2 separate regions of the Homo sapiens genome follow, and region 2 is linked to region 1. The links are chromatin loops, found by intact Hi-C in ENCODE. Cell type or tissue: chondrocyte. All regions are shown on one strand. Each heading gives the region's core, and the rest is flanking DNA. Links, peaks and the distances in the headings are about the cores only.

The links. Hi-C counts contacts between places; a loop is a spot of excess contacts. Peaks named below come from ENCODE experiments on the same cell type or tissue, not always from the same donor. Only the 100,000 strongest peaks of a DNase experiment are listed, where the experiment ranks them.
Region 2: a loop joins it to region 1, with 4 times the contacts of the local background. A loop is called at or near these places in 4 of 110 quality-filtered maps.

What each region holds. Positions count from the first base shown.
Region 1 is chr15:97,754,308-97,770,544 of GRCh38, reverse strand. All of the region lies in intron 1 of LINC00923 (long intergenic non-protein coding RNA 923), which reads left to right. Among named protein-coding and RNA genes, the nearest start is that of LINC00923, 110 kb to the left of the region's middle. In chondrocyte, for the core only: no CTCF peak of the experiment used is centred there; no DNase peak of the experiment used is centred there.
Region 2 is chr15:98,170,155-98,186,391 of GRCh38, reverse strand. No RefSeq gene overlaps it. Among named protein-coding and RNA genes, the nearest start is that of LINC01582, 90 kb to the right of the region's middle. RefSeq lists an enhancer at 6,973-8,172. In chondrocyte, for the core only: CTCF peaks have their summits at 8,012 and 8,235; no DNase peak of the experiment used is centred there.

The DNA of each region.
Region 1 (16,237 bases), core at 5,239-10,238:
TTTCTTCAAATATTTTGTTGCACCAGGTTTTCTCCATCTAATATCTAAAGCTCAAAACCTCAGTGTCATACTTAACTTCTCTCTTTGTCTTTCTTGACACATTTATCAATAACTCTTTTTTGTTTCTTTATTTAAACTATTTCTTGAATCTGTCCACTGATCTCCATTTCCACTAACACCTGCAAAATTGCAGCTGCATCATCTGTGCATCTTGATATGATAGACTCATGAGTGGTCTCTTTATTGTCCTCTCTCTTCTTCCCCAAACCGTTCTCTGCTCACATCCATTGTTTTTATTTTTCCACTGCTTGAACCCATTTAATGGTTTTGCCTTACTTTTTTTTTTAATTTTTTCTGAGACAGAGTCTCACTCTGTCACTCAGGCTGGAGTACAATGGGGCTATCTTGGCTCATTGCAACCTCCGCCTCCCAGGTTCAAGCGATTCTCCTGCCTCAGCTTCCCGAGCAGCTAGGATTACAGGTGCCCACCACCATGCCCAGCTAATTTTTGTATTTTTATTAGAGATGAGATTTCATCATGTTTTTCAGGCTGGTCTCGAACTCCTGACCTCGTGATCCACCTACCTCGGCCTCCCAAAGTGCTGGGATTACAGGCGTGAGCCACCGCACCCGGCCACATTTTTTAAATAAAATTTTTTTTTGTTACAGGATTGTCTAGATGAGAAAAGTTGCAGAGATAGTTTGGTGAGTTTCCTTATACCCTGTACCCAGTTTGCTCTATTTTTAACAACTTACATAATTATATTTTTCACAACTAATGAACTAATGCTGATATATTCAGATTTCATTACTTTTTGCCCAATGTCATTTTTCCGTTCTAGGATCCGTCCAGAACCCCACATTGCATTTAGTCATCTTATATCTTAATCTCTTCTGGACTCTGGTAGTTTCTCAGAATACCAGAGTGTTTTCTGATGACCTTGATGACAGTCTTGAGGCATAGTGGCCAGATATTTTGTAGAATTTGAGCTTAAGTTAAATTTGAGTTTATCTGATGTGTTCTCATGGTTAGTCTTGAGTTATGAATTTTTTGCGAGGAAGATCACAGAGGTGAAGTAATCTTATCATCACATCTTATCAAGGGTTCCTAATGTTAACATGACACGCCACCAATGATGTTAACTTTGATCACCCTGCTGAGGTAGTGTTTTCCCACTTTCTGCAGTGTAAAGCTACTACCCCCTCATACTTTTCTCTTTATAAGCAAGCTACAAAGTGCACCCAAACTTAACAAGCAGCAAATTAAGCTCCACCTTTTCATGGAAGGAATAGGTACATAGATTATTTGAAATTCTTCTATATGGAAGGTTTGTTACTTCTCTCCCTTTTGTTTATTTACTTAATCATTTATTTATATACATGTGGATTCTTGGATGTTTATTTCATACCTTTTTAGATTATAATCTTCAAGTAATCTACATTTTTAATCTTGTTGCTCAAATTATTCTAGCATTACTGAGAACCCTTTCATTTGGCTCCTATGTCCCTTTGACACACCCTCATCATTTTCTTTTTTGAGAACTTCTTTATTTATGGGACTGCAAATGCTCTAGGGTCATCTTGTACGGTCCCTGCTCCAGCCCTGGAATGAGTCATTTCTCCAAACCACCCTGCGTCATTTTGCTGGGAAATACTATACAAAGTCACAATCTGGGCACCCATCACATTTTGAATTAGATTCAAACTCCATTTCTTAGCTTACAAGACCTTGAAGTATTTAGTCCCATTCTGTTCTAGAAACAAGGCTTCGGTTAGTTCCTAAACCATCTCACTCTCCTTTCTGCCACAGGACATTTGCCCTTGTTCCATCTGTCTATGATGTTCTTCACTAGGCTCTTTACAGGACTGGCTCCTTGCAAGGTAAAGGTATTTACTTTTAAATAAATCCTCCCCTAATATCCTGTTGAAAGTAGCTCTTCACCTTCATTTTCTATCACAGAAGGTGTTTTTTTTTTTAATAATCACAAATATCATTACTTCATTTACTTACTTGTTTATTTGCTTAATGTCTATCCCCACATTAGGAAGTGAGCTTCATGAGTTCAAGTACCTTCTCGGTTTTACTCTTTGTGTTTTCCTAGCATCTATTATAGAGAAGATAATAAATAAGTGCTAATTAAAAGGCTTAGTCCCTCTCTTTACTGCCTCTGATGTGGATGTTATCTATGTGTTCGCATGCTTACTCTTCCTGCAACCCTTTTTTATTTTCTCTGCCTCCCATGATTGCGTAAATCTGACTTTATAGAGGCCACTTTGTTTTTAAATTATATTTAGGATTGCCAAGTAGCTTGAAATTTATTTTCCTGATCTTACAGCAAAATATTTTCAGAGCTTTGTGATTTTTTCCCCCTAGTTTATTTCTTTTGTTCTGAATCATTTCCTGTAGCACTGATAAGGATTTTGTGTTTTGTTTTGGTTTCTAGTATAGAATGAAGAAAGATTTTTAGGTTCTTAGTATTATGCTTTGTAAAAGATTGTGATTGTAGTTGATCCTACTCTTAGCAATTTGGGTGCCAATCATTGTCCTTTTCAGATCTATATTTCAAGAATGAGTTGACATGTACTATGACAAATTAGTTTCTATTTCTGCACAACAACTTACTACCAAATTCGTGGCTCAAAACAATGCACATTTACTATCTCACAATTGCCATGAATCTGGATACAGCTTAGCTGTGTCCTCTGTTCAGTGTCTCAGAAGGTCGCAGTCAAGGTGATGGCTGGGCTGCAGTCTCATAGGGAGGAATTCATTTCCAAGCTCATCCAGGTTGGTGGCAGAGTCTATTTCTCGTATGGCTGAGATCCCTGCCTTTTTACTGACTAGAGGCTAAAAACTGCCCGTAGGTTCTAGAGCCTGCCTCCTCGTCTCTACCTACTACCCTGTGGTTTCTTGCCATGTGACCCTCTCCGTAGTTCAAAACATGACTTTTTGCTTCTTCAAGGTCACCAGCAGCATCTTTCTCTCTCAACTCTATTCTTCTCAGAGCGTACCCCCTGCTGCCCCCAGCCATACACACCAGACAATCTCATAAGTTAATCTGAGGAATGACATCTTTTCTTTCACCTTTGCCGTATTGGATAGAAGCAAGTCATAGGTTCCACCTGCACTCTAGGAAAGAGGAATATAAAAAGGCATGACCCTTTGGGAGGTCACCTTAAACCCATGATTCACGGAATGACCAGTCTGTCTTAGCTCTTTGACTGACCTGGAAGTCACTCTACCACAACTGCCTGGTTATCTGTCATTCTGAATAGATAAAGTTCATGTTCTCTCTCTTTCTCTGTCCTTTTCTATCCCATTTTTATTTTTATTTATTTATTTATTTTTATTTATTTATTTTTTTTGAGACGGAGTCTTGCCCCATCGCCCAGGCTAGAGTGCAGTGGCGCGATCTCAGCTCACTGCAACCTCCGACTTCCGGGTTCACGCCATTCTCCTGCCTCAGCCTCCTGAGTAGCTGGGACTACAGGTACTCAACCACCACGCCCGGCTAATTTTTTATATTTTTAGTAGAGACGGGGTTTCACCGTGTTGGCCAGGATGGTCTTGATCTCCTGACCTCGTGATCCGCCCTCCTTGGCCTCCCAAAGTGCTGGGATTACAGGCATGACCCACCACGCCCAGCCCCCATTTTTATTTGGTCAAACTATACTCCCTAGAAAGCAATTCTTTTATTACGTTTTAGTTTTTGATTGATATGGGAATAGCATTAGTGGTGATGGACTCAGAAGAAGAATTGACTCTAGAGGCCACCACAAGCACACAGGAAAGGGATGATCACTGAGTGATCTAGGAACATTTTTTTACTTCTGAGTCCTCCTATTTCAGTCAGAAACAACTGTGACAGGGGCTGCTAATACAATATCACATTAAACACAAAATCAAGAAGCACGTATTTTTATTTATTCTCTACACCCCTGTTAAGGGATAGATGGTGTCTTTCTAGGTCTGTTGTCCAAGGATTTGTTGACAAGAGTTTATGCTTCTTTCTCCAGCCCTAATGATTCTTTTATAATTTATGCCTATCTGGAAGTCACAGTTGCCTCACAGTGACGGCAGTCGCTAATGATCCATTTACATGTGTGCTGTTACAACATCGTCAGTGCCTACTGTGTATCAGCTCCTCTGTTGGGGGAACAAAGTCGATGAAGAGACTATGATCTCAATAAATCCCTAATCTGGTGGAGAAGGAAGACTTATGAACAAAAAAGATAACAGAGAAGCTGAGTACAAGTTCTGCAGAGGACAGCAGAAAAAGGAATGTTCTTACGGGATATGGGGAACCAGGGATGTCTCTCAGGGCATGTGATGTCTGACTTGGGTTTTGAAGAAGAGAAGATCACTGAGAAGTCAGAAACCAGAAGAATATTCCAGGTGGGGAAACATAGAGAACTTACGGGCTAAATCCAAGGGTGGTTGCACCAATGTCACAGCTCTGATGGCTCTTTAAAAGTAAAATTAAAAACAGATATTTTAATAAGTCTTTTAGAGGAAGATTCCCATTTGTATTAGTTTTCTAGGGCTACCGTTACAAAGTACCACAAACTGGTGGCTTGGACCACAAAAATCTGTTGCGTAGTTCTGGAGGCCGGAAGTCCAAGATTATGAGAAGCTGGTTCGATCTGAGGGCTGTGAGGTCTGTTCCAGCTGTCTCTCCTTGGCTTGTAGAGGGCTGTCCTTACACTGTGTATTGTCATATTGTTTTCCCTCTATGTATGTCTCTGTCCAAATTTCCCTTATAAGGGCAATAGTTATATTGGATTGGAAGCCATCCTAATGACCTCATTTTTACTTAGTTACATCTGCTAAGGCCCTGTCTCTAAATAAGGTGACATTCTGGGATCCTGGGAGCTATGACTCCAATACATCTTTTTGAGAAGGTACAATTTAACCCATAACACTGCTGTAGAGGGCTTGAGACAATACCACATCAAGAGGAGGCCTCAAAGGACTTGAGATGGCTGGGGTATTGGAGAAATTCAAGGCAAGGGTAGCTTATAGGAACTCAGTGGATGCTAAACTAGTGCTGGTGTTGGAGCAAATGCAGGAGGCCTTTTTTCACTGCTTGGTTGCAACATTGCAGGGCCTGGCACATTCTAGAGACCCATGTCTATTGAATGAGCAAATAAATGAATAATAACAGATATCACTGGCAGCCAGTGGGGCTCCCTGCTGCCTTGGCCACTAAGTTCCTGGTCCTGAAGCTGGCACTGAGGAAAGGGGTGATATTGGTTCATGAATTTATTTCCCATGGTGCTGTTTCAACCAGGCACCCTGGGCTCCTTCCAATCTTCCAAACTCTCCTTGTGCCAGGAGTATCCGATGCTCAGTATACTTCCCAACTCTTTTGTGCTCAACCAATTCCTCTTCACCCTTAAGGCTCTGTCATCGGTCTTAAAATGTCTTCAACTACTTATAGTCCTTCTGTGTGCTCTCTTTTATTCCTAATTATTTTGTGTGAGACTCTTGCGTGCTTATTTAGGCATGAGCTGATAGAAGACACTGGTTTTCTTATATTTTCTCATCACTATTACTACCACCACTCCTTCTCTTCCTGCTCCTACTCCTTCTATTACTACTGCTACCACCACCACCAATACTGTCAATGGCAAGAATAGCAATGACTAATATTTGTTGCATATTTTCAGGACACCAGACACCATGCCAGATTATCTTTAACCCTGACAAAACTCTTCATGATTGACAAAAGGACATTAGTGAAATGGAAGTATTTACATATAACTCCCAAGTAAGAATTGAGCTCAAATCTGTCTGATTCCAAAGTCCATGTGGTTAACCTTCATACATGCTCGCTGGCCACTAGTAACATCAATTGGTACAGCTGTTCTTATAATTCTTACTATTACTTTTACCTCCCTGCAGCTCTCCGAGTTTACTTTGATATATTTCTTGTGACCCATTACTTTAATTTCACAATGATTTCAGGAATAATTATCCCTCATGAGGGAGTGAAAACCAGAGGCCATACCTTTGACAGTTCTCTAGAACAAATTATGGCTAATGATGGGAAGAGTCTCGTCTGTGGACAATTCAGATGTTTCAACTCTAGGATATATGATTTGGGATAAGAAACTGCTGGATAACTGCTGGCATTTTCATTTTGAAAAGTGGCGAAATAAACTTCAATATTTTAGTGTCTGTTAGAACCTCAGGAACAAGACCCATCATAAGGCAAGTACAGGACAGTCCCTAATTCAGGTGGGGCCTTAACTTTAGACTTGTGGGGTGATTTCCATATAAGATCATACCTACAGTCACAGATATATTGATAAGGTTCATGAGAAATGTTATCATTTTACTTAATTTTTAAATGTAAACTATTAATATTTGTTATAATTTTTATAAATCTATTTTGGCATTTCTCAATTAAAAAATTAAAAAGAATTAAAGTGTCCTAGGTCTTACTTGACCACTAAGAAGCCCTGAGGAGGGAGTCTAGGGAAGTCTTGCTCTTGGCCTGACCCCTGCAGAAAGGTCACTGGGCAAAGATGTTCGGTTTTGGGTTTTGGGTTATTTCTGCTGTAATGTGAGTTGATCTTTCCAGTTCTCTAGGGAGAGGAAAAGTCTTGGGTTTTCTGGCAGAAAGAGACTTTGAGAGCATAGAGTCCGACTACCTCATTCTCAGACATGCAATCTGCGGCTGCACAGCATTTGGGCCTTGTCCGCTCCCACACACTCTTGGTTGTAGGTTAGCCCTAGTCAGTCCTGGGCTGCTGTCCTGCTGTCACTCTGCCTTCTTGAGTTTCAGGGTTCAGAACTCAGACTAACTCTATACCCCATTTATGGACTTCTTTGTGGGCTGAGGTGGAGTGGGGTGCAGTAAACACATGGACCAAGGGAGCCGGAGAGGAGTTTCAGGCAGTAGCGCTTCTGAGGGCCAGTCCTCCCAGGACAGCTGATGGAGATGTATAGGTGGAGTCTTTCCCACTGGTCAAAGACAACGGTGCTCAGACTGTGGCCGTCTGTTCTTGTGGCAGATAATGGCAACACTGGTGGATAGAGCCCTCAGAGGATCACTCTGACCTTGAATCTAGCCAGGTAAGCTACTCCAGCCTCAGTTTCTGTATCCGTCCGTTGGGAATAATGGACTCAACCAGTTATTGTGAGGATAAACCGAGATAAAGCATACACTACATGGGGCCAAATAATATTCGGTTCCTTTCTCCTCAACTTCCTGGGTGTAGATTATAGTGGGAACCCTTTCTGAAGTAAAATGAAATCTATTCTAGTAACAAATGGTTACAACCAATAGCAAAGACTTCAGTCTTACCAATTTGAGACGCACGCGGCCATTTTTTCTTTTATATGTTATCATGCCACCATTTTTTTCTTTTGTATGTTACCTATGTCATCCAAATCCAGGAAAAGTCAAGAAATCACGGCTACTGTAGTTGAAACCTTAAATTAAAAATAATGACAAAATATAATCCTCAAATAATCATAGTTTTCTTATGATGCACCCGAACCTTAAAAAATAAATGTAGTCTTGACCTTCAACAAGCAGGGCTCATGGGTGCTGTATTTTTGTCTCCCATTTACCTTTAAATCCACTCTGCATAGTTCATCTGTGGTTCATCCATGATTTTGCTTATCGCTGTTAGTTTCTGCAACCACTAGAGTCACAAAAGCACTACGTCAATTTAATTATTTAAATGTCCAGTCCTGTTAATCATGAGAAAATATTCTTTCTTCAGCATTCCTCTCCTCTTCTATCTCTGTCTCACTTCATGCTGACCACTGACCAGATGGCCGGGAGGTCGGGCCGACTTCCTTCTCATCCCACGAGATTCTCTGTGCTTCCTCCTCCCTGTAGCTCAGAATGGTTATGAGGCTGACAGGATTGGAGTCATAGCAAGGAAAAGAATTAAGACCAACAGAAAAACCGGTGGGTTTTTTTTAAGAGCTGGGGTCTCATTCTGTCACCCAGGCTAGTGTGCACTGGTGCAGTCGTGACTCACTGCAGCCTCTACCTCCTGGGATCAAGGGATACTTTTCAGCTTCCTGAGTAGTTGGGAATACAGGTGCACACCACCACACCTGGCTAGTTTTACAGGTGACTTCTTACCTGACTGTTACTGACCTGGTCACCCAGCTCTGTACTCTCTGATCTTGGCATATATTTAAAATATTCTATTCTGAGATTATCCTCTATCTATCTATCTATCTATCTATCTATCTATCTATCTATCTATCTATCTCACACACACACAGTGACACACACACGCACACACACACACATCTCTGAGCCCCTCTCACCAATTGTTCTCTCTTGGTGGGTTTAATAACCCCCTGCTTCAACTGATCACTTGTGACTTCCTCGCTGCTTCCGACCACTTTCTACTGAAGTTCTCTTCTTTCCTGGTGACCCTCTGTCATGTATCTAAGGCAAGCCTAGACCTTTATCCTGTGTGGATCACAGCTGGACAACAGGAAATATCAAGGATTCATTCTCCTAACAAACTCTGGGGTGCAAGTCTGTGCCCACATAGCATCAGCCACTCCCATGTTCCGCCATCAGAGAAACCAGCCTAGGCACTGTGGCCCCAAACAACAGAGACACACATTTAAGCTATCCAGACTCACATTTCAGCTATATGCATTGGGTTACTCAAGCCTCTTTCTCCAGGAGGTAGTGATAAAGGGTTGCCAGGATTGGAGTTGGGGAAACATGCCCATTATTTTTCAATTTCAGATAAATAAGAAAAAAATAGTATAAATGTGTCCCATGCAATATTTGGGACATACTGATACTAAAACAAAATCATTCTTTATCTGAAATTCAAAGTGAATTGGACGTTTTGTGTCTTATCTGCCAAATCTATGGTGGTCAGATTCAGAAATACTCCAGGTCCTTTTATGTCCACGATCTACGTGAAGTATTAAATATTTTGCGACCAATTTTTAGCAAACTTTTTGAAAATGTTCCATCCATTCTGAGATATCGCTTTGGAAGCTGGTATTTATGGTGTCAGGCTATGGCTGAAATTTCTGTTGAAATATCCCACTGCAGTTTTAAGAAAATGCTCTTGCTCACCATTCTCAGCACCCAAACCTCCCCAGCCCTCAGGAAACCTGCATATTTAGGACATGTTGGTTCAAGTTTAACTTAGCCATTATACCAAAGACATCTTTACCTTCATAATTTGGAGACAGATTTCACAGGCAATGCTTATGCTGGAATAGCAACTCATTCGGAGGTGTCGGGATTCCTAATGTGTTAGAAATCACTGCGCTTGATTCCACTTCTGCAGCACAACTGGCTCCTGCCCAGTATTGGAGAACAGGGCGTCTAATTCACAGGGAACTAAGGCCAAGATTTCTACATACGATTGTCTTATGGGGCCAGAGCTTTTTTTTTTTTTCTTTTAAGTGGATGATATATGATACAAATATTGTTCTTAATCAAAAGTATATTAGCAATCTACCACAACTGCAGAGTTACAAGGAAGCAGTACAGCATGTTTGGAGAGGATTATTTTCACAAGAAACACGTATTCATTTCTCTGTCTGCCTTTATCAACATGTATTTATCAAAATATGGAAGCTTGTCCATGGGCCGCATTTTAATTACTCATAGGTTGCCTGAAGACAGCTGCAGTCTAGGAAGGAAGAGAGATTGAAAAGAATAAGGTGCTTTTAAAATTTGGCCATAATTGTAACTAGAGGACTCTGTTGGCTTTATTCCAAAACTCTAAGGAGCTGTCTTCCCCTAGTTTTTTTTCCTATCACTGACGTTTCCCCATGCAGCACTTACACTGGCTCTCATTGACTTAATCAGCTGTTATTATGTATATTTTTATTTTTTCTTTAGTAATATTTTCATAATAAAATTGTATAAATTCATCAGAGGAGATTTGGAACATACACCTATACAAAAAGAGAAAGAAGAATGTCTTGAATCCTACTATAAAGGCATTACCTTTTGGAAGTTCTAGAAATACTATGCATGTTATTTTTAACAAAACAGAAATCATGTGAAATATGCTATTTTGTAAATGACCTTCTTTGCTTAACTATATACCATAACATTCTTTTTATTAAATAAAATATCCATAATGCCATCTTTGGCTGTGGAGTGTGTCATCATAAAGATGCACCACAAATACCCCTTGTTGTTATATCCAACAATGATTATACATACATATTTTTTCTCATTTTTTTATTAAAAAGAAAAAAATGAAGGGAATTAAGAGTCCTGGGGGAAAAACTGGGCTGCAGTGAGGCATGAAGCTCAGGTCTTTATTATACATTCCTTGTCCTATTTGCATATGTATATAGTTTTTCTTACTGTTGAAATCACTGTGAATAATTCCATAGCAAACATTTTTGAATACAAATCTTTCTATAGAGCCGATTGGCGTGTTTTAGTATACAATTTGAACAATGGAATTTTATAGATCAAGGAGAAGCACATTTTGGGCACCTTTGAAGCGTATCACCAAACCGCTTTTTGGAAAAGCCGTAGCATTTCCCTTCCACTGATGTTCTATGAGACTGAATAATTTTCTAGAAAATTTCCTGAACCCTCATGAACATTGAGTGTTACTGCTTTGGAAATAAAAAATAAAATCAAATTTTATTTAGCACATAAAATTTTTCCAACATTTAACAGATAAGCAAAATGGATGGATTTTTTTTTAGCTCTGTTTTATTTATTTGTTGTTGAAAGTTAGGAGGTTCTCAACTTTAGCTTGTTATGCCAAAATTTTGGGCGGCCTCTTATAGACAACCTCTTATTCAAAATATGAGGGATTCTTGTTTGCATGAGTTAAAAAAACTAGGCTTCTTAGAAAAAGTGATATGGAGAGAAGCCGTACATAGGATGCCAATCATTTGTCAAACACTCTGCTAGGCATCTTCCCAAGGAAAATAACCCCATTCCAATTCAACTGCTTCCTTTTTTTTCAAATATGTCTCACAGATTGTGGTTTCCTCCATTAAAGCCACAATTGCTGCTGAGTCACAGTGTATACATAGATGTGTGTGTGTGCATGTTTGCTTGCATTTGTGCATATGTGTGAGCCCGTGTGTGTGTGTGTGTGTGTGCTTGTTTATTGGCTTTTTGGTTCTTTTCATTCTCACTAAAACAAAACAAGACAAATTTGATTTTCTAATGGAAGCCGTGTGGTGTACTTGTACACATTTTGGGCGCCCTGTGTATCTGGGAATGTGTGTGGGGTGTGGAAGAGTGGTTTTCTTTTTTTTTTTTTTTGAGACGGAGTCTTGCTCTGTCACCCAGGCTGGAGTGCAGTGGCGCGATCTCAGCTCACTGCAAGCTCCGCCTCCCGGGCTCACGCCATTCTTCTGCCTCAGCCTCCCGAGTAGCTGGGACTACAGGCACCTGCCACCACGCCCGGCTAATTTTTTGTATTTTTTAGTAGAGACGGGGGTTTCACCATGTTAGCCAGGATGGTCTCGATCTCCTGACCTCGTGATCCACCCGCCTTGGCCTCCCAAAGTGATGGGATAACAGGCATGAGCCACCGCGCCCAGCCGGAGGAGTGGTTTTCATGCCATGTGGTGCCTGTCTTGGAGGAAGCAAGATTCGGGAGACATTAAAGAATGAGCAGCCCTTTGTCTGCTTTTCTGAGTGTTTTGTCTCTGGGCTGTGTCCCCGCAAGTCAGGCATAAACAGTAGGCCCCAAAGTGAGTGGCGACTCCTCAGTAACAAACTTCCACAATGATGCACAGTTAATCAGGATCCCCTTTTGATTTCAAGCACTATTGTTAAAAATTGTTCTCTGTGCTACTTGAATTCCTATTAATCTAAGTTAATTCTTTTGAAACCTTAAATATTGTGGCATCTTAGTGTCATGGTAATCTATTTTTTTCTCTTATAGATGAGGACATAGAAAGATGAACTTAAAGCTGAAAAGTGAACTTAAAGCTGGAAAAAATGAAGCAATCTCAGCTATGATAGCTGTAATAGAAAAATGGAGTTTTCCTCAGTTTTTCTTCCTCAGAATAAATGGGATGATCCTGATGGCTGTTTAAGTGGAGAGGATTTGTTTGGTAAGCACTTCAGGATGAAGATGCATACTTTAATAGATTCCCAGATGAGGAAGCACCTATATCTATGCTTTCCATCTGCTACTTCTTTGGGAAAAAATGGAAGACAGAAATAGCAAAACTTGTAGTCGCTCCAAATACATCCTCAGATAGAGCACAAAATATAATAGACAAAAGCCCTACTAAACCAAGTTTATGTTTAATGAAAGCAAGGGCATAAAAGAAATACATAATGTCTAAAGTAGATACATCAAGAAATAGCAGTACCTGTGCAAACAACATCTTTAGAGATTATAGAAGTAACTGCTGAAAGGGAAAAATCAATGGAGTTAAGAGTTCTAGGGAAAAACCGGGTGTGGTAAAGCAGGAAGCTCAGGTCTTTCTTTCTTAAAATGTGTTTTCATTTATAATTCTATAACATGAAATATGGATTTCAAAACAAAACTTCAATGAAAGAGAATGAGAGATAGAGCAAGAGTAAGAGAGAGAAAGAGAGAGGCTCGGAAAGGTGAATGAATGAGCCTAGGAGTTTGGAGGAACTTGGATGAAGGGGGAAGAAGTAGTACAGTATAAGGAGAACAATGACCTATTACTTGGTTTCATTAGTGCAGGCTCATGATAGGAGACTGAAGCAGGAGAGAGGGGCATATAGCAGAAAACATGGAAACTTCCACCTGCTGTTTCCATTGCATTTTTGCAAGTCTTCCTGTGTGTCAGGTATGGCTGCTGGTGCTGGCCTTGGAGGATCTGCATTGGCTGCGGTCTGCAGTTAGGTCCAGACTGCCAGTCCCAGCGCCTTAGAGACCTCTGGAAATCAGGCGAGGAGACCAGCCGTCTGAGAGAGCTCCACTCTCTGGCTGCCCCTGCCAGAGTGCCCAAATAAGGTATTTTTTGAAATCAGCCTTCATTAGTGCCTGTTTCTCTTATTTCTGGTTCCCATCTATTTTATAACTTTGTTATAAAAATGTGCTGTTCCAGGCCCTAACATTTAGCCAGAGGTTGGAAGTCTTAGCTGGTTCTTATGACATGTATCAGAAGAGGATTGTTTTACTTGTTAGGTGACTTTTGGGTTTTCCTACATCAATGGACTTTTTAAACCATTGAATTTTGTTTTTAGTATTTAAAAACTCATTTATTTTAACGAAATATTGAAATTTTGGTGAATGTTCAATTTGTCTTTTTTTCCTAGTGGGAGAGATATTGACCCCTTTCTCAATGAGCTGTTCTGGATTAAGCAAAAGCTGTCAATATTGGTCCAATTTTCAGGAGTTAAAAATGAGTTATTTGATCCCAGTACATACAGGGTTTTATTAAAACTAAATAACTCTGACCTAAACATCTTCATTCTGGGTTGTGCCAAGGAACAGAAAACGTGGACTGTATACCGGAGCTGTGTCAGTCTGTGCCAGTCCCAGGATGCGCTGAGACAGGCTCAGGGACATGGTGTCACCTGCTTGATGCCTTCACGGCAAAGGGTGGAGCCAGCAGCAGACAGAGGTCCTGGCTCAGCTCAGTGGCTCCAAAAGTTGCTGCAGAGCTTGGGCGGAAGACGCAGGCTCTTTCTCTTCTCTTCTGCTTCCACCTTCTCTTTGATTCAGAATGTGGCTTCCTCCTCAATAGGAAGAATGTCTCTTAGGAGAAGATCTGAAGCCAAGATGGGGGCAGTGGGAAGGGACATTTTGCAAGAGGATTCCTAATTGTCCAAAAGCACTGAGACTCCTGCTAAGATGATGTCCTCTGGGAGCTGAGGGTCCTGCTGGAGGAGAGGATCTCCTTTGCCTACGTGAAGAGCAGAAAGGGCAGAAGATGAGCTTCAGTTGCAAATGACAATTGATTGAATGATTGTATTATTAGAACTGATACTTGTTTCGTGGTTATTTATGTCATAGATTTAATTTGTATCATATATTTGTACTAATTATTTTTATTGATGATAATCATAGGAAGAGCTGTCACATCAAGGTTTTGTCATGTGCTAGGCACTGCACAAAGCACTTGAATGACATCCTTGAAACTTTTCCCATACTGATCATACTGGAGGATGTCCAGAGAAATACAGAAAAGTGGTTTGGAGGGGAGTAGCTGATGGTAAGTTAAATAAATAATAATAAAATTAGCCAGACGTGGTGGTGCATGCCTGTGGTCTCAGCCACTTCGGAGGCTGAGGTGGGAAGATTGCTTGGACCTGAGAGGTCAAGGCTTCAGTGAGCTGTGATCCTGCCACTGCACTCCACCCTGAGCAACAGAGTGAGACTCTGTCTGAAAAATAAATAACTACACAAATAATATTGATCAATAACAGATACAAGACCACTATGAAATTGGAAAAGATAGCAGAATTAGGATACAAATGTATGACAGGCTGGAACCATGAACCATCACCAATAAGAATATATCTTAGATCACTGAATGAATGTATGGATATTTTCTTAGTTTCAAAAATACAACTGCATATGTCTATTAGGGGAGCATAGCTTAGCAGCCAGTAGCACAGATAGAAAGATCTAGGAGATTTCCTGAGTGCAAGTTATTACATGGTGTGTATAGCTGCCAAAATATTGACTGTGACCTTTGGTTGCATTGACAAAGGTAGAGCATGCAAAGGGAGGTGCTCTATCTATTCTGCGGAGTATTTTCTTTCAGATGCAGCATTTAATGAGAAAAGTATGTGAAAGAGTTTGTTCAGAGGACAGCTATCTGGCTTTTGATGGGACTTCAAACCACATCAGATGTGGAGCTAATAAAGAAAGGTAGGCTGCTTAGATTGAAGAAGGGACTGAGCGAATGAGAGGGAGAGAGAAACAGAAACAGAGAGAGAGAGAGAGAGAGAGAGAGACAGTGTGTGTGTGTGTGTGTGTGTGTGTGTGTGTTGGGTGGGTGGGTGGGAAGAGATAGGAAGGGCTTGAGCATTGCCCTCCGAATTCTGAAGAGTTTAAGAGAAAATCAGCATCCTCTTTATACCAGTGGAGGCCAAGGCAAAGCCCAGGAGGTGGTATTTACAGGTAGATCGAGTTCGGTTCAGATTAGGGAAGTATTTTCAAACATTTGGAACAACTGCCAGAGTAATGAGTTGTTCCAGTAGAGCTTTCAAAGTGTTTTCTTTTGAAAATTCCTTAATTTTATAAATTTAAACCTGTACCTTTAAATCATAATATTTGAGCAATGGTCAGTAGATGGCGGTAGGATACCATAGATTTTACCAGTGGCAGCTGGACTTTCACCCTTCAATATGCTGGAAGTAGATGATTTTTTTCTAATTATTATTGGAAGGTGTATCCTAATCTATTGTTCAGAGAGAAATTGCTGATTTGAAAAACAGGAAATAATACTTCCTAATTAAATAGACGATAATGAGTAACAAATACTTTTATGTTGCCTGAATGCTACCATGCTGTTTCTTTATTGGCCTCTAGAAATTTGTGGTAGGAAGTGTGTGTGTGTGTGTGTGTGTGTGTGTGTGTGTGTGTGTGTGTAAATGAAAGGTCTGGTTTGTTTTAAATAATTCCAAAATGTGATATACTAATTTTGTGTAAAATTTTAAAAATACATGACTGAATTGAATAGAAAATATTTCTATGAAGCATTGCATTGAAAAATCTTATTTTCTTCTTTATACTAGCACCTTTTTGTACTTAGACATTATGAATTTTAAAATAAAAGTGTGCATTCTTCATAAATGCGCTGAATTAATTATTTTTTCCTAGTAGTTTGTAAAATAAAGTTTGTTCAGGAATGGTCAGCTTGGGAGATTTTTATCTGTGTGAGATTTTTCTCTCCCTTTGAATTTTTTGGGGAATTTTGTAATAGAGGAAGGGCCTGTATTTTTAGACACACAAGCCTTAATAAATATTCTTTAAAAGTGGATGTATGTCCAAAACATGTGGAAAATAAAACATGTTGATGTTTAATTTGGAAAGAGGAAGATAATGCTGATGCCACCCCTTCCCCACTTTTTTTTGTTTTTCAGAAAGTGTAGCATGATATTCTTGTGTGTTAGGTTCTTAAGTATCTAGCATAGCAACACCTTTTTCCCATCTAACTCTGAGCAGCGTATTTAGGCTGGCTGCCTGTCTAAAAAGTTGTTTGTGGAGAGCAGTTAGTCACAAAAGCACATGTGGGTCCCTTATTCCTCTTCAATTCTAAGCAGTGAATATACCCCGGGCTTCCAGGGAGACAAATTGTTTT
Region 2 (16,237 bases), core at 6,177-11,176, 410 kb before region 1:
GAATTGATGCTTACAGTAATCCTGTGACATAGAGAATGGTCTGATTTATTTCCATCCAGTAAATCAAGGTGCTCCCTGCGTGGTATTGAAGTATGACGCTAGGATTCTTTACTTAGTCCTCTTTCTGCCACCCTCTGTTCATGTCCAGGACTTACCTGTGCTGCTCCAGAAGCTGGGATTGCCACAGAACAGAGATTGCATAAGCTAAACTCTTCTAGGAACCAAAGCAGAAGCTCATCAAGAGAGTTACCACATTTTTCAGACGTGGATTGTTGTCTGAGAGTGTTTAGGAGGTAAAACAAGTGCAAGTTGCCTCACAAGGTCAATTGATAGTTATAGCTGGTGGCAGAGAATCAGATAATGTTGCTTTTCCTTTGAATTGTACTTTTCTTCCAACTGTCCCGCATGGTTCACAATCTACAGTTGTGGGGTGATCTCATTTATAATTCCAATACATGATGAAGTTTGTATTGTTATCTGCTGATCCACAGAAAAAGCAAATTAACTGAAGGCCTAATAAAAGGTAACTTGGCTGGGTACAGTGGCTCATCCCTATAATCCCAGCACTTTGGGAGGCCAAGGTGGGAGGATTGCTTGAGTCCGGGAGTTTGAGACCAGCCTGGGCAACCTAGGGAGATTCTGTCTCTACAAAAAATTAAAAAAAAAAAAAAAAAGCCAGGCATGGTGTCATGTACCTGTGGTCCCAGCTACTTGAGAGGTGGGAGCATTGCTTGAGCCCAGGAGGTCGAGGCTACAGTGAGCTACGATTGTACGACTGAACTCCAGCCTGGGCAACAGAGTAAGACCCTGTTTCAAAAAAAAAAAAGAAAAAAGGCAATTCAAGCTACACATAGTGGCTCCCTTCCAAAGAATATGTTATGAAAAGAGGGAAAAAATGAGAGTGGGGAAACCTGAAAACTCTGCCTCAAGGCCAGCATCCATGGTGATAAGCCATGCTGATAGTGCGTACCCTTGATATGATGTCATGAGAATGGGATTTTACCTCTGTGCTCTTCTTCCACAAAACAAATAACCTCTATCTAATCGTGAGGAAAATAGCAGAAGCATTCCAACAGAGGGACATTCTACAACACCCCTGACCAGTACTCTTCAAAACTGTCAAAGTCATAAGAAATAAGGAAAGTCTTGAGACACTGTCATAGCCCAGAGGACCTGAAGGAGACATAACAGCTAAATGAAATGTGGTGTCCTGGATGGGATCCTAGACCAGAAAATAGACACTAGGTAAAAATGAAGGAAATTAGCATGAAGGATTGACCTTAATTGATCATTATGTATCCATATTGGTTAATTAATGATGACAACTGTGCCCTACCAACAGAAAACATTAACAATAGGGGTAACTGTGGATAGGGTGCATGGGAACTCTTCGTACTATCTGAAGTTTTTCTTTAAATTAAAGCTATTTTATAATTAAAAATATATTTTTAAAAAGGCAATTGAGCCTAGAGGCTTGCTTTATTAATTTATTTTCAAGACTCAAATTAAAAGCTATAATTATGAATATAAAACTATTGGGAAATAAAGAATTTAATATATAGCCCTTGATTATATTCTGTTGACAGTCCAGGGGAAGAGATGGCAGCAAGGGGGATGTGTAAAATGAAAGGGAAGTCAAAGGTCTTATAGAGAAGACAGGAGTATGAGACTGAGACCAATTCAGGGGCACAGAGGGAAAGAGATATGCCAATCACAAATGCAAAATCTAAACAGGCATTGGACACGGGCTCAGACACCGATTCCAACATGTAAAAGAGTAACATAAAAAGCTATAGAAAATGCAATGTGGAGGCAGCATTATTTCCATTTTGTGTCTACTCTGTTCGTGCTACTCAAGCCCAGGTTCCCACTGAGGTTATTTTTTTTTTAATTTTTTTTTTAGACAGAGTCTCCCTCTATCACCCAGGCTGGAATGCAGTGGTGCGATCTCGGCTCACTGCAACCTCCACCTCCCAGGCTCAAGCGATTTTCCTCCCTCAGTCTCCTGAGTAGCTGGGATTACAGGCATGCGCCACCACACCTGGCTAATTTTTGTATTTTTAGTAGAGATGGGGTTTCACCATGTTGGCCAGGCTGGTCTCAAACTCCTGGCCTCAAGTGGTCCACCTGCTTTGGCTTCACAAAGTACTGGGATTATAGGCGTGAGCCACCACACCCAGCCGCTCCATGACATTTCATAGCTGTAGTCAAAATCCTTACTGGCCATGAAGCTGAGGGTTGTTGTTCCAGTGGCCAGAAGTTTTCTAATTCTGCATTGCATAAGCCCTTTACAAATAATGCTTTATAGAATAATTTAAACATTCATTTGAATAAACACAACTTACAACAACTTTATAACAAAAACAATAATAAAACTGGAATCTCAACTGTTGTCTAACAAAATTAAAGGGAAATAAGAAATGAGCACTCTCATGCTACAAGAACAGACTACTGAAAACCTCAGCTTATGCACATAGTATTTTAAAGTTGGAAGGGACCTTAGCTGTAATATTTAGCTTGCAGTCTTGGTAGTGTCAGGAACATATGTTAAATTGGAATACCGGGTGCCTGAGTGTTTCAATGCCTCTGGGCTCCCTTCACCTTTCATTAGGAACAAGGTAGCACACTTTTCATTATCTGCCGGGGCCTCAGTACGACTAGAACTAGTAACAGACAAAAATGTCAACAGGCTTGCATTTGAATTTGTCTTTTTAGGCAGTGGTTTTATAGATTAATCATTGAAAATGACTCTTGCTTATCTATGACATGTGCTCTCAAAATATTTTGTATTTGAACACTTTCATGGATGCTATTTAGTTTGTATTTTTCTTTTTTTCTGAGAAAAGAAACATATGCCCTTCCTATGACATTTCTATGAATTTTCAGCTGCTAAATCATACTGTTGAATGGAATAACTTTTTTCTAAATATTTTTCTAAGCGTGCTTTAACTTCCCTTCTCTTTGGATCAATTCCTGGCTTGTTACATAGCATTGATGCCAAGTACTTATTTTATTTTATTCTAAGTTAGTTTCTCTATGTTTTGGATTCTATGTTTTCTTTCATTCTCTCTGGGAATGTTTTATTTTCTTTGAGTATACTATATTTTCAAGTAATTTTAAAAGCTTTTGTGTTTTCTGCATGCCTAAAAATTTTATTTCACTCATTCCTGACTGATAGTTTGAATAGATATAGAATTCTGGTTTAAACTAACGTTCTTTCATAACTGTTAAGACATGACTTCATTATTTTATAGCAGTTAATTTTCCGATAAATCTGATGCCAATCTGATTCTAGTGTCTTTATAAATATATGTTTCCATCTCTCTTATATATTGAAGACAGTTTCTTTATTCTGGGATTCTAGATTTCTTTACACTTTTTCATTTATCCTGCTTAGCATTAGATGGACTCTTCCAATTAGAAAGTTCAAGTTTCTTTGATAATTTTGTAGGTTTTGATGAATTTTTTCTCTCTAACTTTAAAAGAGGTGGCTATTAATCTTCATGGATGGATCTTCTATTTTGTTTCTTTTCCTTTTCTTTATCTTTGGACCCATTTTATGAAGATTTCTTAGAGTTTATATTCTAATCCTACATTTATTTTGTTATATTCAGTCATGATATTTTTAATTTTCAAGAACTCACTTAATCCCTGAATGTTTCTGCTTTTGTTTCATAGATTCAAGAAGTTTGGTTGTTTTTCCCTGGGGATACTAACAGCTCTCTTCTGTTTCCTGAAATCTTCCCCTTGGGGTTAAATGCTGGACATTTGTTCATCTTAGCTCTTCTCTTTCACGCTAATTGCTTTGTTTATAGACCCTCTGATTCTTGGCCATCCGTTCAAATTTATAAATAAAAAAACATGCTGGTGAGCACAGTCCTCTGGCTTGGCTTTCCTGTGATACTGAACATTTCTATTCCTGTACACAGGTGTCTTTTTCTGTTCAGGCTGCCTTTAAAAAATGCCCTACACTGGGTAATTTATAAACAACAGGATATATTGCTCACAGTTCTAGAGGCTGGGAAGTCTAAGATCAAAGTCAGCTGATTTGGTGTCTGGTGAAGGCTTGTTCATCATAGATGGCACCTTCTTGCTGTGTCTTCAGATAGTGGAAGGAGTGAACAGGCTTCCTCAGCCTCTTTCATAGGACAGGGCTCTCATGGCCTAATCACCTCCCAAAGGCATTACCTCTTAATACTATTGCATTGAAGATTAGGTTTCATTATAGGAATGTTGGGAGGATACAAACATTCGGGTCATAGCAACAGGTCAATATGACAAAAGAACAGCTTCTCTTGGGGTATGTGGGGTTGAAGGAGGAGACACATTCTTCCAAACACCCTCCATGCTGCAAAATGGGGAGCTTTGCAGCAGAGACGCATCGCCCATCCCAGGAACAATCATTCTCTCCTGGTCACTCACTCACTTGCTATTAGGGTACAGTCCCCTGGTATTAGTCTGGAAGTCATGAACCCTGATTCCAGTGGCCCAGAAATTGAGCAGGAAAGTCTCAGTGTTTGAGGGGGGCACTGAACCACCAGCCCCTGCCCATGTGCCCCTTTTCTCTCCTGTTCCTTGAGTTTCCATTCCAGGAAAAGTGGCTTTAACCTCTCCTCTAGTCTTTCCATGTGCCAATTAGGACAACAGCATTTTCCACTGTAAATTTTGTTTTATCAATATCTAATTTAATTAATTTAATTTCTGTTCTCCAGATTTTTAAAAAACTTAACTTATTTATGTTATGCTGACCTCCCTATTGTTCCACCCTTATTTTCTTTTTCTTTTCTTCTTCTTTTTTTTTTTTTAGACTGAGTTTTGCTCTTGTCACCCAGGCTGGAGTGGTGCAATGGCACGATCTCGGCTCACTTTAACATCTGCCTCCTGGGTTCAAAGATTCTCCTGCCTCAGCCTCCCAAGTAGCTGGGATTACAAGCATGCACCACCACACCTAGCTAATTTTTTATATTTTTAGTAGAGATGGGGTTTCACCGTGTGGGCCAGGCTGATATCGAACTCCTCAGCCTACCAAAGTGCTAGGATTATAGGCATGAGCCACCACACCTGGCCCACTCTTAACAGTCTTGGATAAATTTCCTTCCCTACATCTATACTGTATTTTCAATGGAAGATTTCGAGGAAGAGAATGTAAATGGGTGTGTTCAATCCACCATCTGGAACCAGAAACCCTTTTAATTCATTCTTAGTAGTACAGTTATCATTAAAGCATATGACTCTCCTTGGCCTATGACTGAGAAAATGAAACATGGGTGAACTGGATACTTTAGTTAAGAGAAAATTCTTACTGTACAGTGGTTAAAAGAGTATGTTTAATTCCAGGTCCACCACTCCCTAAGCTAAGTGTTTCCTAAAAGTTTCTGCCTCTCTTTCCTTATTCACACAATCATGAATAACAGTACCTCCCTCAAGGGATGGTGTGAGGGTTGTAAGAAGGCCTAGTGCCTGGCACAAAGCAAACTCTCAACAGATGCTCACTCTGTAAGTGTCTTCTCCACTGGGATTCTGCTGTAGTTTTGTTGAAAATGTGCAGCGTTTTCTGATAGAAAGGTTGTTTATATCCCTTTTGATATTCTTCCAATAAATAATCATACAGCGCTAATATGAAAAATGGTATAATAGGTTGGACACAGTGGCTCACACCTGTAATCCCAGCACTTTGGGAGGCAGAGGTGGAAGGAATGTGTGAAGCAGGAGTTTGGTACCATCCTGAGCAACACAGTGAAACCTCGTCTCTACAAAAAATTTAAAAAAAAATTATCTAGGTGCAGTGACATGCTCCTGTAGTCCCAGCTAGTCAGGAGGCTGAGGTGGAAGGATCCCTTGAGCCCAGGAATAAAAGGGTGCAGTGAGTGATGATTGTGCCACTGCACTCCAGCCTGGGCAACAGAGTGAGACTCTGTCTCTAAAGAAAAGGTATAATAAGTCACTGAGATAGAAGTGAAGCAAGAGCAAGGCTGGAAGGAACCTTAGAGCCTATCATATGCACACACCTCATTTCACCCTTGGAGCAAGGGCTAGTAGGTGGTGAGCAGTGGAGCCCTAGTCCATATCTAGGTCACCTGATGCTCATGGGCTCTTCCAGGGCACCTCCTGTTTGGCAGGCATTTTTTGGGTGCCCTCTCAACAGAAAGGTACTTCTACTATCTCTGCTTTATGGAGAGAAAGCTTAGGCTCAGAGTTGAGTGGAGTGGAGAAGCCCCCTCTGTGGGGCTGGGTTCCAAAGTTAGCATACAAAGCAAAAACTCCATGTAGTCCAGTCAGCCGAAATTCCTTCATGGAGTTGCTGCTTTGGAGACCAACATATAGGTTGCCCATAACACAACATATTTGCTCTCTCAACTTGGAATAAACCATTATTTCTTCAACTGAGCTCCAGATAAAGCAATTGACTACTTTCAATTAGAAGGGCACGACCTACGAAAAACCCTGAGATCTGTGCAGAGGACGACAGAGTCCCATTTCCATCTCCTTCTTCCTCTGGGACGATCGCTTCCTAAGTGTACTGATGGGCAGCATTTCCTTCCATTTTTAAATTCTTTCTTTTCCTTTCACAGAGGCCTTGAGTTGAACTTGTGAAGTTCAACTAGCCTAGGATGCAACCACGACGTTATTTGAAGGAACCACAGGCCGGGCGCGGTGGCTCATGCCTGTAATTCTAGCACTTTGGGAGGCTGAGGAGGGTGGATCGCTCGAGGTCAGGAGTTTGAGACCAGCTTGGGCAAGATGATAAAACCCTGTCTCTACTAAAATACAAGAAATTAGTTGGGTGTGGTGGCATGCACCTGTAATCCCAGCTACTGGGGAGGCTGAGGCAGGAGAATCACTTGATCCTGGGAGGCGGAGGTTGCAGTGAGCCGAGATTGCACCACTGTACTCCAGCCTGGGTGACAGAGCGAGACTCCATCTCAAAAAAAAAAAAAAAAAAAGAAAGAAAGAAAGAAAGAACCACATGGCTGATGTGGGGAGAGTTGGGTTGCACCCTAAGCCAAGGACAATCCTTTTTCATGGATTCTTTCCTACTGTCCCGACACAGTCCTCTAGTTCATCACGCCAGGCTGATTTAGTTCAGCTTGACATGCAACACACGAGACTTCTGTTTTCTAGAATAAATCTCCAGACATTTTATGAACCAATAATGTCCAAAGAGTACATGGGCTCTTTTGCGGCTTGGTAATTACCACTGACCTCTTTCCTGGACCCTTCTCCATAAAGAGGCCACCTCCTTGGGGCAGCTCCGCCCTCCCCTTTTCTCCAAGGCCGTAGGTGGAACAAGTAAGTTCCTAATTAGCCAGCCCGCGCAGGGAAGCTTGGTGTCAGGTTTTCAGGTCAGCCTTTGATGCAGGGGTAACCAGGGGAAGTGACGCATCAACTTTGATTAAAGAGCTATGATGAACCAAGATAAAAATTGACATTTAATTTCTCTCAGACTCGACTAATCTTGCAGACCAAAATTAAAGGTGAATTGTCTTCTCTTTTGGTTTGTGGGGTGAGGAATAGACTCACAGAAGTGATAAACTTGACAAAAATTTGCTATAATTTTGTTCTCAAATCATTGCTATTTAATTAAACAAAGCCTCCCGTCATGAATTTGTGGAGATGCAAAGTCTCCTACTTTTTTCAACCAAATCTGTAATATTCTTCCAGCACTCAGAAACACTCAAAGTCCGTTCACCCCAGCTGCCAGCTGGGGAACTCCATCCAAGAAGGATCCTAACCACTTCGTAAGCATCTCATTTACTGCCATGCTTACCTCCCTCTAAGCCAGTGGAAAGATGATCCGTGAAGCTTAAAAACAAACAAACAAACAAAAACCCATTCAACAGCAACACATTTAGAATAACAATATGTTCTGAAAACCACCACAACATGTGTGATTTTTTTTTCTAATTAAACTGACACCCCACTTTGAAAAAAAAACAAAAGAAAGAAGGGAAAACAGCTTCAAGTGATAATTGTCTTTTCTTTGATTGTCAAAAGTGATATAAAAAAAGGAAAAAAGTAACTTACCAGTTAGTAAACTAGAACACTATTAATTATTCTTGGAACATACACCACATTGACCTGAAAGTTTCCAAGGTGGAGTGATTTACAACAGCAGTGAATCCTCTCGTTCTATTGCGAATGGTCCTCAGACAGAGCTCGCTCAGGAAGAGGACTGACGAGGAGGCTTTCCCGGAGAAGTAGCAGAAGTAGCAGGCTTTTATCAGTAGATGGGGGTAGAGCAACACAGATGGAGCCTTGGTGTGCAGCTAGTCCTGAAAGTTTGTCCGTGAAGGTATGTGCACAAGCTTCATTGGGCACTATAGCAGGGAAGAATGCAAAGACAGAGGTTGAGATCAGATAACATAATCTTTCAAGTCCGCGTCACACTGGAGTACATGAGATCACAGGCAAATTCAAAAAACGATTTCCTGCCAAGCTCTACATTTCATTTTGCAAGCCTTTATTTAGGTAGGAAATGATACAATTATTATTTTTAGTTTTATTTCTCACTATTCTATTATGAACCCTTTCTTTTTCCATTCTTTCTCTTGTCTTATTCTTTGCTTCTTTTCTATAGTCTACAATTCCTTCTGTAGCCATCACATCTCTTTTTTGAATGGGGTGAAGTATAACTGAATACATTTTTTAAAGCTGTAAATGTTCTTGTAGAGTGTAGGGTTATGACAACTTTTCTCTAAAGTATGGAAGGAAAGGAAGTCATAGGCTTTCTTGTACAACTTGTCTATTTCCTTTAGAAGGAAATTAGATACATTGAATAGGCATGGAGGCTGAAATATATTCTAGTACTGGCTTGGTAGATAAAATATATTCTAGCATGGATATTGCATAATAGAAGCAATAACAAAATCTACAATAAAGTCAAATGTTGAGCTTGATCATGTGCCTCATCTGCTGGCATATTTGTGAATATTCGAGAGTTAAATGATTGATTGATTGATCATTTATTTCCAAATCCCCATTCCTCACTTCCATTGCCTCCTCCCACTCTTCCCTTACAGCAACCATGCTAAGATATTATATATATATAATAAATATAATATACAATATCCTATATATATCTGTTTATTAGCATGTATTGCTGAAAAATGTATATGTATTGTTTGTTTGTGGGTATGCTTTCTAATTTGCATAAACAGTATTCGGCTGTTGATCTCATTCTGTTTCTTTTTCTTCCCCACTCAGTATGAGTGCCTTAAAGATCTATTCATGTTGCTGCATGTGCCTCCTGTCTCTTGCTTCCAGTGGTGGCAGAGTATTTTATCCCACACATGATGCTTTCCGACTCCCACAAGAGTAGCCACCTAGACTGTCTCTGGTTCTCCAGATCCCAAACAGTGCGGTGGGAAGATTCTTACCCATATCTCCTTGAGCATTTGTGGGAGGTTCTTGGTGATCTGAACCTGACCACCAGATTCCTGTGTCATAGGACATAGGTGTGGCGAATCTGATGGCTCTCCATGATGACCACACCACTTTATATTCCCACCGGCAGAGCCTGATCCTCTCTCCATGTCCCAGACTTGGTGTTGTCTAAAGAACAAGGACATTCTCTCCATTTGTCAGATCTTCTTTTAGATTTCTTGTTAGAGTTTAAAAATATTATTTCTATTTAAAAATAGTAATTTTGTGTATTCCTTTAGTCAATTCCCAGATATTTTATAATGTTTGTAGCTATCATGACTTTCGTAAAGTTGTATCTTCTAGTTGTGTATTGCTTGTGTGGAAAAATGCTGTTAATTTTTTTGTGTGATTTTGTATTTCGCTTTCTTCCTGAACAATACTAGTGATCCTAATAGTCTATCTGTTGATTCTGTTGTATTTTATTCATAAGGAATATGTTGCCTGGAGATAATGACAGTTTGCCTTTTTGTCCTAACATCCTTCTCGTTTATGTATCATTTTTTAAAACATATGCTAGGACCTCTAGTACCATAAGCAATAGTAGTAATAATAATTCTTGTCTTATTTTTAATTTTAAAAAGTCCAGTTTTTCCATTAATTATAATGTTTGCTATAGGCTTTGGTACATACTTTTTGTCAATTCAAGGAAGTTTCTTTCCTTTCTATTTATAGTGTACTAAAATGCGTGTTCTGTATCTATTGAGATGATCACATGACTCTTCTCCTTCAGTCTATTAATGTGGTACATTACATGCATAGATTTCCCAGATGTTGATCTGCTCTTACATTCCTGGGAAGGATGTTGTTTTGATGACAGCAAAGCTGAATGACTCTTAGAAGAGGCCCTCAGGGTTAAATTTCTCTGACATACTGTGCCAGCGTATTCTGCAAATTATATACACGTATATCTTATACATATTTACTTATTCAATTAATGTTTTTCAAGTACTCTGTATTATACCCTGGACCAGATATGGGGATACGTTTTCCATTTCACCAATATTCAGAGAAAAATTTGGCCTTAAAGTAGTCAGTGGTTTCCCATGGCCATTAAACAAGACCATGGAGAAGCAACAAGGCCACTGTTGATTTTTGTCTTTGTCATGAAAGGCCTATTGTCGCTTCTGTCTGTCATTTGGGGGCTGCGTGGGACACAGGTATTAGGAGCTGAATAAACCCCTGTGCATCTGACTTGGGCTTCCACCTAGTTTCACAACTGATAGTATGTGGATTTGCTTGATTCATTAAGATTTTTAAAATACAGTCTTTACTTGTTTATTGCTGTGTTGCTTTCATCATCTTGACACAGTCATAAACCAATTAGAATGATAAACAAGCACTTGGTAAAATAAGTGTTTTGAAATCCCAACTGACAATGACTGAAACAAGGAAAATATAACTCATTCCCCTATGATTTTGTTGTGAGAAAAGCTCTAAACTTAATACGAACTACATACTTGAAGGAAGCAGGGTTGCATCCTGAAAGAGATTCCAACTTGGAATATGAGCATTGAGTTGTAGATACAGATTGTGCAGTAACTAAGTGCACACACAGAAGTATCAGATTGCATATTGTCAGGGTGGTCTTCATCCTGAAAATAGGTTTGGGAGGAAATAATAACTTAGGGTACCTGAGATGAAGTAATTGGATTTTCTGATTTCTCCTCTCACCTAATTGGATGTGCAAATGATCTGTCTGCACAATGAGCTCATGCCCATGGCTGTTCTTGCCTGCATTTATATGCGGCGAGTGTGTGCATGTGTATGAATTTACACCAAATCATACAGGCTTTATTCTCCTGCAGTGAGATCTCAGCACCCCAGAACAAAAAGAAAAATGGCTTCTTAATCATGATGGTCTTTGTAACATTCCCTTGCAGTTTTCTGGTAGTTTTATTTGACCTGTCATAAAAGCAGAGGACAGAGATGAGGCAGTGTGTATTAAAGTGGGGATGTCACAGGAGCCTTTGCTGTGAACTGGTGTATGCGCTGCACTCAGCAGGGGCCACTTCCTTATGTATAACTGTAATATTTTTCCTGTGTGTGTTTCCCACATCCAGCATTTCAGGCATTGATTTCATTTCAGCCACTCTCCCATTGTGAGGCTGCTAAGTATAGGCTAGACTCTGATCTTATGGGAAAAATCTCTCTATGGTCCAGAATCCATTTAGGGATTAGCCTCTCAACAAATGTCATTCCAGATTTCTATGTAAACTCAACTAAACTAAAGAATAAGTTTGCCTTATTGATCTGTGCTTATTCTTTCCTTTTCCACTTTACGATGGCTGCAGCTTTGGGAAGATCTAACCAAGCCTGAAGGGCAAGGGTGAGGGGAGTCAGAGAGGCTTCTTGGAAATGCAAGCTTCTATCTGAGTATTAGAGGTGGAACCGGGGTTGGTCTAGGAAGAAGGAGAAAAGGTGCTGCAGGCAGAGAAGATAACAAGGTCAAAGGCTTAAAGATGTGACAGCAGGTGGCACCTGGGAGACATGAAGGCAGCAGCACAACAGACAGATGGGAGGCGGGGGAATGTAGGAGAAATGGGGCAGGCATATCATGACCTCAGCATAAGCTTTTATCCTCATTGCCTCGGGAAGCCATGGCAGTGCCTTAAGCCCTGTCCCTGTCTTCATATGCCCTTTTGCTCTCATAGCTTTTTGTCCTGTGGATCTTCTGATTGGCTTCTCTCTTTATAGCAAGTTAACATAAAGTCAATTCCTCCTTAAAAAAGAAGCATCTGGGCTGGGCACGGTGGCTCATGTCTGTAATTCCAGCACTTTGGGAGACCGAGGAGTGCGGATCACTTCATGTCAGGAGTTCGAGACCAGCCTGGCCAACATGGCGAAATCCTGTCTCTACTAAAAATACAAAAATTAACTGGGCTTGTTGGAGAGTACCTGTAATCCCAGCTACTCAGGAGGCTGAGGCAGGAGAATTGTTTGAACCCAGGAGGAGGAGGTTGCAGTGAGCTGAGATCATGCCACTGTACTCCAGCCTGGATGATAGCGCAAGACTCTGTCTCAAAAAAAAAAAAAAAAAAGCATGCAATAGCATGCAACAGTAGCCTTAAATGCATTATTAAAGTAATAAATACCACTGTGATCCTCAAGTTAATAACTTACTAAAGGTACAGGATTTTAAAACCCTCAGGCTGTTGGTTTTCAATTGAATTCTTGACACCAGCAGTTATGGTGACAGTGTCACACCATGAGAGGGTCACTAAAGAGTTAACCCTGTGAGAAAGGCGGCAGCTTTTACCTTCGAACTTTATGCTAATTTAATTCTTCTACCTAAGTACTCAGAGTATACTCACGGTGGTGGCACCAACTTTTGGTTTGTTTGAGTTTTTATCGCTTATAGAGTGTGGTAATATGATGGCAAAAGCATTGAATTACAAACAGCATTAGGTTCTTTGGAAAAAGACAATAGGGAAAGAGAAACCAATATTTACCGAACACCTACTATGTGCCAGGTGCTGCAGGGTCACTTTCTACACATTATCTCATTTAATAGTCACTGCGGTCTTGTGAGGAATTGGGTTATCTTCCCTCATTTCTGGCTTAGGAAACTGAGAGGTAAGGGACTTGCTTAACTTTAAACGATGAAGAGACACACAGTCTGTTTCCAAAGTGTGCACTCGTTCTCTCACACTAAGCTGAATGACACTGGTGTGCTTTTTGGTTTCTTTTTCTAATTTGTTCCAGACCAATTTTGAAAACGATACACATCTTATAAAATACACACACACGCGCACACACACACACACACACACACACACTGCACTCTGGACACTTGTAGAGAGTCCCCCCACCCCCCCAGTCTTCAGTTGTGATTTGTCAGAATATATGTGTGAGGAGAGTGCATGGGGCTTTGGAAAGAGAAACCCAAAATGCTCATTGGAGGCCAGAATCCTGTCCTATTCATCTTTGTCTCCCTAGAGCCTAGCTGGGCGCCTGTCACCTAGTGGCTGGGAATGTTTGTTGAAAGTTTGAGAGGAAGCAGGAGAGAAGGAAGGAGAAAGAGTAAAAACAGAGAGGGTGGAAGCAACAGAAAGAGGGAAAAGGAGAAAATTAGGAAAGTGTGAGACCCAGGAAAGTTAGAAGAGAGGAAGATAATTAAAACAAACAAACAAACAAACAAACAAACAAAACTACAGCCTGTAAGAAGACCACTGCAGCTGAGCACTTGGTGAGACACTTCTTGCTGCCTGGCGGAGCTGAAATCAGATGCCTGACATCATCCATGAGACAAGACCAGAACATCTGGACGAGATGGAGTAACGCAGGCTTCATTGATTCTCTCACCTCAAAAAAGAAAGAGAAAATATATGAAATAATGGTTTTCAAGATATTGGGCATTAGGCAATGAAGGGCAGTGGTCTCTGAGAGAAAGGATGAATCTAGGTGAATTGTCCCTAGCTCGTGGCCTGGAGAGAGTTTCTGGGCTGTAGTGCGGGGAGAGGAAATCCAAGGAGTGCCCAGAGACCTCCCTGAGATGAGGAGAGAGAAATAGCATAGGTAATAAAATTACTAGACCAGGATATTTAAAGTTATTTTAATGTATTCTGTATATTCAACAGGCTACAAGAAACACTGAACATACTAAGTAAAGACATAGAATACATAAAAAGGCCCACAGTGTCCAAGGTGAAAAATGCACTGGTTGGGATAACCATTAGAAGAAACGATTTGTGAGCTTGAAGACTTAGCAATAATAACTGTCTAAAATGAAATGGAAAAAAAAAACCCTGGAAAAAAACCCAGTTAACTTTGGGGCAACTTCACATGGTATAATAATCAAGTAATTGAAGAGGAGGAAGGAGAGATGACAGCAAAGATACTGGAATAAACAACGGCCCCAAAATTTCCAAATTTCATGAAAATTGTAAACCCACAAGTCAAGAATCTAGGCAAACTATAAACAAAAGAGACATACAGAAAATTACACCAAAGTGCATCATAATCAAATTGTTCAAAACCAGTGATAAAGAAAAATTCTAAAAGCAGCCAGATATTTTAAAAAAACACATTAGGTAGGTACAGAAAAACAAAGATAGAAATAACAGATTTCTCATCAGAAAGAATGCACATCAGAGGACAGTGGAAAATATTTTTAAAGTACTGATAGACCATCCTGTCAAGCTAGCAAAATATCTTTCAAAAACAAAGATACAATTTAAAAAATTTAGACATGGAAACACTAAAATAATTCATCACTAGCAGAACTTCATTACAAGAAATATTAAAGATTATCATTCAGTCAGAAGAAAAATGATCCCTGATGGAAATATGGATCCACACGAAGGAATGAAGAAGCTCCAGAAATGGTAACTATGGGGACAAATTTAAAAAGGTTTTTATCATTGAAATATCTTTAAAAGATATTTGACCATTAAAAAATGACCCATCTATTGTGGAGTTCATAACATGTGTAGAAATAAATGTATGGCAAAATAGTACAAATGGAGAATGGAAGAATACAATTTTAAAGGAAATGGAAGAATACAATCTTAAAGTTCTTACACACTAGTGACACAAAAAAATGGAAAAAGATATACCATGCTAACATTCACTTGACAAAAAAAGTAGAGTGGCTACATTAATGTTAGACAAAGTAGGTTTCAGAGCAAAAATATATTATTACAGATAAAAGATTGTTTCATAATAATAAAATGGTTAATCTATGAAAGGGCCAACTTTCTTAAATATCTGCGTGCCTAATAACAGAGTTTCAAAATAGAGTCATGCATTGTCTAATGATGGGAATATGTTCTGAGAAATGCACTGTTAGGCGATTTTATTTCATCATTGTGTGAATATCCTACAGTACAATTACACAAACTAGACGGTATAGACTACTACACGTTCAGGCTATATGGTATAGCCTATTGTCCGTAGGCTACAAAGCTGTATGTCATGTTACTGTCCTGAATACTGAAGGCAATTAGAACACAATAGTAAGTATTTGTGTATCTAGAGATATCTGAATATGGAACAGGCACAGAAAACATATGGTACGGTATAAAAGATAAAAAGTGGTACACCTGTCTAGGGCACTTACCATGAATGGAGCTTGCAGGACTGGAATTTGCTCTGGGCAGTCAGTGAGTGGTGAGTGAATGTGAAGGCCTAGGACATTACTACACCCTACTGTAGACTTTAGAAACACTGTACACTTGGGCTACACTAAATTTACTACAAATACTTTTCTTTCTTTAACAACAAATTCATGTTAGCTTACTGTCACTTATTTATAAACTTTTAACTTTTTAAATACTTTTTGACACTTTTGTAAAAACACTTAAAACACATTGTACAGCTGTACCAAAATATTTTCTTTCTTAATATCCTTATTCTATAAGATTTTTTTCTATTATTATTATTATTGTTATTTTTTACCTTAAAACTTTTCTGTTGGCCAGGTGCGGTGGCTCATGCCTGTAATCCCAGCACTTTGGGAGGCCGAGGAGGGTGGATCACCTGAGGTCAGGAGTTCGAGACCAGCCTGGCCAATGTGGTGAAACCCAATCTCTACTAAAAATACAAAAATTAGCTGGGCGTGGTGGTGAATGCCTGTAATCCCAGCTACAGGCAGCGACAGGAGAATCACTTGAACCTAGGAGGCGGAGGTTGCAATGAGCCGAGATTGTGCCATTGCACTCCAGCTTGGGCGACAAGAGCAAAACTCCACCTCAAAAACAAACAAACAAACAAACAAACAAAAAAACAAAAACCCACCTTTTTTGTTAAAAACTAAGACACAAACACACACATACACATTAGTCTATGCCTACCCAGGGTCAGGATTATCCATATC